Linked DNA regions of Homo sapiens: region 2 is linked to region 1. A link is a loop called in an ENCODE intact Hi-C map of the cell type or tissue named here. Cell type or tissue: heart left ventricle. All regions are shown on one strand.

Region 1 (5,000 bases):
ATCCTCCTGCCTTAGCCTCCTGAGTAGCTGGGACTACAGGTGTGCGCCACCACCATTTGACCCAGTCATCCCATTACTGGGTATATACCCAAAGGATTATAAATCATGCTGCTATAAAGACACATGCACACGTATGTTTATCGCGGCACTATTCACAATAGCAAAGACTTGGAACCAACCCAAATGTCCAAAAATGATAGACTGGATTAAGAAAATGTGGCACATATATGCCATGGAATACTATGCAACCATAAAAAATGATGAGTTCATGTTCTTTGTAGGGACATGGATGAAGCTGGAAACCATCATTCTCAGCAAACTATCACAAGGACAAAAAACCAAACATAGCATGTTCTCACTCATAGGTGGGAATTGAACAATAAGAACACATGGACATAGGAACGGGAACATCACACAGTGGGGACTGTTGTGGGGTGCAGGGAGTGGGGAGAGATAGCATTAGGAGATATACCTAATGCTAAATGATGAGTTAATGGGTGCAGCACACTAACATGGCACATGTATACATGCACGTTGTGCACATGTACCCTAAAACTTAAAGTATAATAATAAAAAAAGTCTCATATTTTAAAATAATTCACTCTTTCCTTTCTACACTAACTTCAATGAAGGGAGAGATTTCTTAAACAATATACTAAAAAGGGTAAAGATAGGTACATTTGTCGATTTTAAAATTAAAACCTTTTGTTAATTAAAGACATCATAGAGTAAAAAGACAAGCCACAGAATTAGTGAAGATAATTGCAGCATGCATAACAAATAAAGGACTCTTTATCTGTTATATTTAAGTAAGTTATAGGTAGAGATTTTTTAAATTTAAATTTAAATTTTGTATAGAGATGGGGGTCTTGCTATGTTGCCCAGGCTGGTCTTGAATTCCTGGGCCCAAGCTATCCTCCCAGCTTAGTCTCCCAAAGGGCTGAGATTACAGGTGTGAGCCACTGTGCCTGGCCTTATGAATAGAACTTTAGGCCGGGTGTGGTGGCTCACGCCTGTAATCCCAGCACTTTGGGAGGTGAGGCAGGCGGATCTCTGGAGGTCAGGAGTTCGAGACCAGCCTGGCTAACATGGTGAAACTCCGTCTCTACTAAAAAAACTACAAAGAAAAACAAAATTAGCCAGGCATGGTGGTGGGTGCCTGTAATCCCAGCTACTTGGGAGACTGAGGCAGAAGAATCGCTTGAACCCGGGAGGTGGAGGTTGCAGTGAGCCAAGATCATGCCCCTGCACTCCAGTCTGGGCTACAGAGTGAGACTCTGTCTCAAAAAAGCAAAAACAAAAAACAAAAAAACATAGAATTTTAAATGTGGGCAAAAAGACAGGTACTTTATGAAAGAAAAATCCAAGTGGCCAATAAACATATGTAAATGTGCTCAATCTCAGCAAGTAATTAGGAAACTACAAATGAAAGTCACACTGAGATCACACTACATACTCTCGATCAAAATGGCAAAATTTAAAAGTATGATAATATTTTGTGTTGAGACAATGGTGACTCTGACACTCTGCTAGTAGGAGTGTACATGGAAACAATCTATTTGAAAAGAATCTGGTATTTATCTAACAAAGCTAAAGAAGTGCCCTATGACCCAGCAATTCTGCTTCTAGAAACTCACACATGTGTGCACCAAGATCTCTGCTCATACTCAGAACAGCATTGTTTGTCATAGCCAACAACTGGAGACAGCAAACCACCAGCAGCTGAATGGACACATACATAGTAGAATGAATAAATAAACTGCTGCACACGGCATAGGTAAAACTTACAATGTTAAGTGAAAGCAGCAACACATAAAAGAATATATATGATATGATTCCATTCATATAAAGTTAAAAAACAGGCAAAACTAAACTGTATTGTTTAGGGATTCATACATAAGTGGTAAAACTATTAGGCAAGCAAGGATATGACTATCCTAAAAGTGGGGATAATGTTATCTCTGTGTGGAGGAAGTGAATGTGATGGGGAGACACATGAGGTGCTTCTAGGGTGTGGGTGATATTCTATTTTTTTGGCCAGCTGTGATGACACAGGTCTTTGTGCATAATTATGCACATTTGTGTTTTATGCACATTCTATTTATTTATTTATTTATTTATTTATTTATTTATTTTGAGACAGAGCCTCACTCTGTTGCCCAGGCTGGAGTGCAGTGGTGCAATCTTGGCTTACTGCAACCTCTGCCTCCTGGGCTCAAGCGATTCTCATGCCTCAGCCTCCCAAGTAGGTGTGACCACAGGCATGTGACACCATGCCCGGCTAATTTTTGTATTTTTAGTACAGACAGGGTTTTGCCATGTTGGCCAGGCTGGTCTTGAACTCCTGACCTCAGGTGACCCATCTGGGCCTCCCAAAGTGCTGGGATTATAGATGTCAGCCACCACACCCAGCGTGTGTTTTATGCACTTTCTATATGAGTGTTTTATATCACAAAAATTGTTTTAAAATAGTATATTTAAGGGTGACATGTAGAAGAATAGTTGTAGATTTATACATGATAAAAAAGCTCCCTCCCCCTTTACATTTATTCTTTTGGAAAAATCAGTCTTGAATTTGTTGGGTTTTTTTTTTTGAGACGGAGTCTGGCTCTGTCTTCCCAGGCTAGAGTGCACGCAATCTCGGCTCACTGCCAGCTCCGCCTCCCGGGTTCACGCCATTCTCTTGCCTCAGCCTCCCAAGTAGCTGGGACTACAGGCGCCCGCCACCACGCCCGGCTAATTTTTTGTATTTTTAGTAGAGACGGGGTTTCACTGTGTTAGCCAGGATGATCTCGATCTCCTGACCTCATGATCCGCCCGCCTTGGCCTCCCAAAGTGCTGAGATTACAGGCGTGAGCCACCGCGCCTGGCCGAATTTGTTGGGTTTTAAATGAGAAGTTTTTAGGAATTCATTCACCTGAATTCACTCTTCTTTAAATATATCCTGCACTTTTCTGACATTGCTTTGCTTAAGGTTGCCAGAGAAAGCAAATAATCTGTGGTATTCATACTGCAACGTCCGCTCCCATGCACATAGTAGACATCACTAATTGAATGCCACATTTTTTTTGCTGAGCTGGTTCTAGTCTCAGAATCCTTATTGCAGCGTTCCAGGCAGCCACTACCAACAGATTAGTGCTGGTATCTTAGAGGAAAATCATTTACTATTCCAAGTTAGCCCTATCTGCCACAAGGAATACTTTTCCTTTCTAAAACTGCTTTTGGAAGCACTATTCTTTCATCACGGTGCCCCCTCAGACATCATGAGCTTCACAGACCTGCCCTCCTCCTTTATTGATTCCTCTACCATATTCACCTGCCTTATAGTCAACTCTTTTTTCATTATTGCTTCCCTGAGGAGCAATATTCAGATATTTTCCCCCTAATATCTCCCCATTAAATTTTAATACCAAAGATATGCTGTATATCTGTGTATATACTGTGTGGCCTTTTGGAGGGCCACAAACCATTGTAATAGCTGAGACTTTTTTCACCCCCTCACACTCTCAATAACCAATTTTCATCATCTTGGGGACATATCACTCCCGTTGAGAATACATGCTCTAGACCTTCATGGCAGGACCTGTCATGAACTGGTTTGTTTCTCAAAGCAGAGTATGAGTTCCTGTATGTCTGCCCCTAGAGTGGGTAAAATACTGTCTTGCACATATTAGGCACTCAAGAAATATTTGAGTTGAACAGAAAGAACATTCTTGTTAAAATAAATGCATGAATCTGTATCAGTTTCAATACAACTAAGCCAGTTTCAAAAGAGTGGGTTTATCTGTAACTGCTCAGTCACTTGTGAAATACACTCTCATAAAAAGCTTTCATTTGGGATCTAATTAAACTAAACAGCTTCTGCACAGCAAAAGAAACTACCATCAGAGTGAACAGGCAACCTACAAAATGGGAGAAAATTTTCGCAACCTACTCATCTGACAAAGGACTAATATCCAGAATCTACAATGAACTCAAACAAATTTACAAGAAAAAAACAAACAACCCCATCAAAAAGTGGGCGAAGGATATGAACAGACACTTCTCAAAAGAAGACATTTATGCAGCCAAAAAACACATGAAAAAATGCTCATCATCACTGGCCATCAGAGAAATGCAAATCAAAACCACAATGAGATACCATCTCACACCAGTTAGAATGGCAATCATTAAAAAGTCAGGAAACAACAGGTGCTGGAGAGGATGTGGAGAAATAGGAACACTTTTACACTGTTGGTGGGACTGTAAACTAGTTCAGCCATTGTGGAAGTCAGTGTGGCGATTCCTCAGGGATCTGGAACTAGAAATACTATTTGACTCAGCAATCCCATTACTGGGTATATACCCAAAGGATTATAAATCATGCTGCTATAAAGACACATGCACACGTATGTTTATTGTGGGACTATTCACAATAGCAAAGACTTGGAACCAACCCAAATGTCCAACAATGATAGACTGGATTAAGAAAATGTGGCACATATACATCATGGAATACTATGCAGCCATAAAAAATGATGAGTTCATGTTCTTTGTAGGGACATGGATGAAACTGGAAATCATCATTCTTAGCAAACTATTGCAAGGACAAAAAACCAAACACCGCATGTTCTCACTCACAGGTGGGAATTGAACAACGAGAACACATGGACACAGGAAGGGGAACATCACACTCTGGGGACAGTTGTGGGGTGGAGGGAGGGGGCAGGGATAGCATTAGGAGATATACCTAATGCTAAATGACGAGTTAATGGGTGCAGTACACCAACATGGCACATGTATACATATGTAACAAACCTGCACATTGTGCACATGTGCCCTAAAACTTGAAGTATAATAATAATAATAATAATAATAATAATAAAGCTTTCATTTATAGTTCCAAAATTCATTAGACTAGAAGAAATAGAATTGTTAATTTGTATTTTATGTTAACTTTTGCTTCATCTTACACATTAATTAATTGTCGTGGCTTAACATTTGCAACTCAAAAGTAAATG
Region 2 (5,000 bases), 330 kb before region 1:
TGTAGCCATAGCCCATTAAATTCACAATCCACTAATGCATTGCAAATCAGGTTTTTTTGTTGTTTGTTGGTTGCTTTGTTTTTGAGACAGGGTCTCGCTCTGTTGCCCAGGCTGGAGTGCAGCCTCAACCTCCTGGGCTCAAGTGATCCTTCTACCTCAACCTCCCTAGTAGCTGAGACTACAGGTGCATACCACCATTTTTTAAATTTTTTGTAGAGATGGAGTTTCACCATGTTGCCCAGGCTGGTCATGAACTCCTGGGCTCAAGCGATCTGCCTGCCTTGGCCTCCCAAAGTGCTGGGATTACAGGCATGAGCCAGCACGCCCAGCCCAAGGTTTTAAAACTGTCTTAGAGGGCTGCTATTGCCTGAATGTTTGTCCCCAACAAAATTCATATGTTGAAATTATATCGCCAAAGTGATAGTATTAGAAGTTGGAGCCTTTGGGAGGGAATTAGAGATTACGACCCTTATAAAAGAAACTGCAGAGAGCTGGCTAGCTCCTTCCATCATGTGAGATCGAGATCACAACAAGAAGTCTGCAGCCTGCAACTAGAAGAGCACCCTTATCAGAACCTTACTAGGCTGGCACCCCGATCTGGGAATTCCTAGCCTCCTGAACTGGGAGAAATAAATTTCTATTGTTTTATTTGTTTGTTTGGTATTTTGTTTTTGTTTTTGTTTTTTGAGATGGAGTCTCACTCTGTCACCCAGGCTGGAGTGCAGTGACACGATCTCAGCTCACTGCAACCTCCGCCTCCCGGGTTCAAGCAATTTCCTGCCTCAGCCTCCTAAGTAGCTGGGACTACAGGCACGTGCCACCACGCCCAGCTAATTTTTGTACTTTTAGTAGAGATAGGGTTTCACCATGTTGGTCAGGCTGGTCTTGAACTCCTGACCTTGTGATCCGCCCGCCTTGGCCTCCCAAAGTGCTGGGATTACAGGCGTGAGCCAATGCGCCTGGCCAATTTCTATCGTTTATAAGCCACCCAGTTGATATTTTGTTTTAGCAGCCCAAATGGACTAATACAATGGGGTAAGCCAAGACTAAAAAGTTTGTTTTGTTTTGTTTGGAGAGTGGAGCCCTTAAAGTGGAATTGCTGCCATTATGAAATAGACCCAGAGAGCTCCCTCACCCCTTCCATCATGTGAGGACGCAGCAGGAAGACAGACATCTATGAACCAGGAATTGGACCCTCACCAGACACCAAATCTGGTCAGCGCCTTGACAGCAGCCTCCAGAACTGTGAGAAATAAATTCCTGTTGTTTATGGGCCACCCAGTCCACGGTATTCTGTTGGAAGCACCAAAGCAGACTAAGACACCCTCCTCCCACACAAAAAATAAACTAACTTTAATTTGGGTTATAAATAACTATATATTAAGTTGACTTATAAATGATTAGTTGACATCAAGTTAGGTCTTATAGGTATTTGATTGATTAAATACACATTAACTTAGATTTTGCTATTTTCTTTCAGTATTCAAAGAAGCCAATACAAACTTTTTTTTCTAATTTCAGACATATTTTGGGGCCATTGAAAAGCTCAAAGGCCCGAGGCCCAAGGTTCCTAATTCCTCAGTATTCACCAGGCCTGCATCCTCTGGGACTGAAGGAAAGAAGTCGCAGAGTGAAAGAGACTGAAGAAAGATGAGGAGAAATTTGTCAGGACATTTAAGAAGCCATGGATTCTGATAGACAACAAGCTCCTACAAACTGGTCAGAAGAGGATAGTTAACCCGATTTTTTTAACATCAAATTAAATGAATAAGCAATTCAAAGAAAAGAAAGATGCAAAAGGTCAATGAGCATATTAAAAAGGTGTCTGGGAAATATCCATTTTCACATAGCAGATTGGCAAAAACAGTCATTCCCATTTGATGTGCTAAAAAGCCAAAATTATTCTAACACACAGTCGCCAAAATGCTTTGCCTTTGATTAAAGATAGCACTTCCCAGTGGGGGATCTAGAAATGGTTTGAACCCTTTTTCAATAGGCCACTGAGAGCCTAAGCTGAAGCTGCCCAGGAAAAAGAGAGGAAGAGGGCGCAGGGCCTAGGAGCCAGGCCAGCACCTGCGGCCTGGGCTTCCTGGAGTACATATCAGATTCCCGAGGCAGCTGCCAGCTGGCTGGTTCACCCACAAACACCAGTTGGCTGGAGCCTGGGAAGTGATACCTTGAAGGCCTAAGGCCCTAAATCAAATGTCCTTGTCTATGCTAGGAACAACCTATAAGGAAAATCTTATCACAAAACAAGCAGCTCTCAGGCATGTCAAGGATTTTAAAAATTAATTCCTTAAGCTGATCCAGTGATAAAAGCTGTGAATAAAAGGATTCAGATGTTTCCACCTCATCATGCTAATCTACCTGTAAGCTAGTCAACCAACCACAAAAAAAAAAAAAAAAAAAAATATATATATATATATATATATATATATATATATATATATATATATATGAATCAGACAGGCTTTTGAGCAGCTCAGTTGCCCCACTGCAGCATGGAGTATGTCACTTCACACCAACCAACCAAATGACTGAATGAATGAATGAGAACTGTCAAGTCCATGTGGACATCACTAAGGGGACCTGGCACTTAGAAGTCATGTTCCTGTTCTCACTGAGACACTAACTAGTTAGGTAATTAAATCAGGGAAGTTAGTGAAAATTCTCTCAGCCTCAGTTTCCTCATCTATAAAATGGGAATGATAACTATACCCACCTCTTAGGGTTGCTCTGAGGCACAGTGAGGGTCTCTATGAAAGCCTATGGCAGACTGAAATGACCTCTCTTCAGATAAAGGCTTGCCGCCCAGCTGTGCAGAGTGTGGTCAGCACATGGCCTCCAGCTGCCAGCTCCTTCAGGGTCTGCCCCTGCTGCAGAGAGCCACCTCACCTGAGATCACACCATTCCTGTGACAACCTGCCTGTAACTGAGAGGTAAGGATATAAAGGCCCACGATGGCCCAAAGCAGGACACGGTGACTGCACTCACTCACTCCAGGGCTTCCTGCCAGGTGTGCTGAGGCCTTTTCAACTTTTCCCTCGGCCCAGTCCTGCGTCCTTCCCTTCCTACATGTTGGTCCCTAACGAGCATCTCACACCCCAGATTCCATCTTAGCATCTTCTTCTAGAGAACCCAACCTGCACCAAAGCCCTTTTTCAGTTTTAAGTACTTTAGGGTTTCTTTAATGGGACAAAGAACAGAGGCCAATTCTGGTTTAGAAAAAAAATCACACTCAGTCTGGCATGGTGGCTTACACCTTGTAATCCTAGCACTTTGGGAGGCCAAGGTGTGAGGATTGCTTAAGGCCAGGAGTTCAGGATCAGCCTGGGCAATATAGAGAAACCCCATCTCTATGAAAAAAAAACAAAAACAAAAATTAGCCAGGTGTGGTGGCATGCACCTGTAGTCCCAGCTACTTGGGAGGCTGTGGTAGGAGGACTGCTTGAATCTGACATTTTGAATTTTGAGGCTACAGTGAGCTGTGATTGTACCATGACACTCCAGCCTGGGTGACAGACTGGGACTTTGTCTCTTTTCTCTTTTTTTTTTGGAGACAGACTCTCGCTCTGTCACCCAGGCTGGAGTGCAGTGGTAGTGGTGTAATCACAGCTCATTGCAGCCTCAACCTCGCGGGCTCAAGCAGTCCTCCCACCTCAGCCTCCTAAGTATCTGAGACTACAGGCACATGCCACTACACCCAACTAATATGTGGATTTTTTGTTGAGACAAGGTCTCACTATGTTGCCCAGGCTGGTCTTGAACTCCTGGGCTCAAGAGATCCTCCCACTTCAGCCTCCCAAAGTGCTGCGATTACAGGCATAAGCCACTGTGCCCAGGTGACCCAGTCTCTTCAAAAAAAAAAAAAAAAAAAAAATACAACACGCACTCATAAAATTTTAGAAGGGGGGATCCATGCCATTTACTTCAAGTATTCAAAGACTGGTAGTTCATTCATTTACTTATTTAACAAATATGTACAGAGCACCATGTTGGGGGGGTGGGCAACCTGCTGGGACCACAAGGGCTCTGTACTGATGATCATTTAGGGCTATTGCACTTTCTATGTCCACAGCAGTGGTTCTCAGCGGGGTAGCACTGCCCCTACAGGCTTTGGAACCGGGTTGGGGGCTTTTGGTCGTTACAATGATTACAGGGCTCTGCTGGCATATGGGGGGTGGGAGCAGGAACGCTACAGTCCTACAGTGCTCTAGAAAATTTCTTTTCATGGTGGATTGGCCCACATCCCACATGATTTTCATAAAAGAGGGGGAAAGAGTTTATATAATTATCTAAGTCTAGATCTTAACTATGCATTTCATAAAATATTGTTTAGTTTTAAATACACTAAATTCTCTAGGAATTTGATTACCCTATAAATTGAGGGAAGGATGTAATGTATTTTGTTCAGAACTTTACTAGCCGGGCGCAGTGGCTCACGCCTGTAATCCCAGCACTTTGGGAGGCCAAGGTGGGCAAATCACCTGAGGTCAGGAGTTCGAGACCAGCCTGGCCAACATGGTGAAACCCTGTCTCTAGTAAAAATAAAAAATTAGCCAGGCATGGTGGCACGCACCTGTAATCCCAGCTACTTGGGAGGCTGAAGCAGGAGAATCACTTGAACCTGGGAGGTAGAAGTTGCAGGGGGCTGAAATCATGCCACCGCACTCCAGCATGAGCAAAAAGAGCGAAACTTGGTCTCAAAAAAAAAAAAAAAAAAAGGAAAATTAAAAAAAGAACTTTGCTAAGAGTTTTTTACACCATCTCTAAAAATGATGACTCTTACAGAAATGACATTCATGATTAATGAGACATCTCTATAACACACCTGTATTGCTCTATATTTATAGTTGTCATATTCTTAGTGATAAACAAGAAAAGACTTTTTTGCCCTTATTTCTAGGGTTATATATAAGAGTACTAATATATAACTAAAACTATTCAGCTGAATATTTCTTAAATACAAACTGATTTATGAGCAAAAATGTAACTATTTC

The links. A loop is a pair of places that touch in the nucleus more often than their neighbours do. Peaks named below come from ENCODE experiments on the same cell type or tissue, not always from the same donor. Only the 100,000 strongest peaks of a DNase experiment are listed, where the experiment ranks them.
Region 2: it touches region 1 in a loop (4-fold over the local background); 1 of 110 quality-filtered maps calls a loop at or near these places.

The regions. Positions count from the first base shown.
Region 1 is chr2:197,602,643-197,607,642 of GRCh38, forward strand. All of the region lies in intron 7 of RFTN2 (raftlin family member 2), which reads right to left. Among named protein-coding and RNA genes, the nearest start is that of RFTN2, 70 kb to the right of the region's middle. RefSeq lists an enhancer at 3,782-3,931. In heart left ventricle, no CTCF peak of the experiment used is centred here; no DNase peak of the experiment used is centred here.
Region 2 is chr2:197,271,571-197,276,570 of GRCh38, forward strand. All of the region lies in intron 1 of ANKRD44 (ankyrin repeat domain 44), which reads right to left. All of the region lies in intron 5 of ANKRD44-IT1 (ANKRD44 intronic transcript 1), which reads right to left. Among named protein-coding and RNA genes, the nearest start is that of ANKRD44-IT1, 28 kb to the right of the region's middle. RefSeq lists an enhancer at 2,837-2,976. In heart left ventricle, no CTCF peak of the experiment used is centred here; a DNase peak (open chromatin) is centred at 2,119.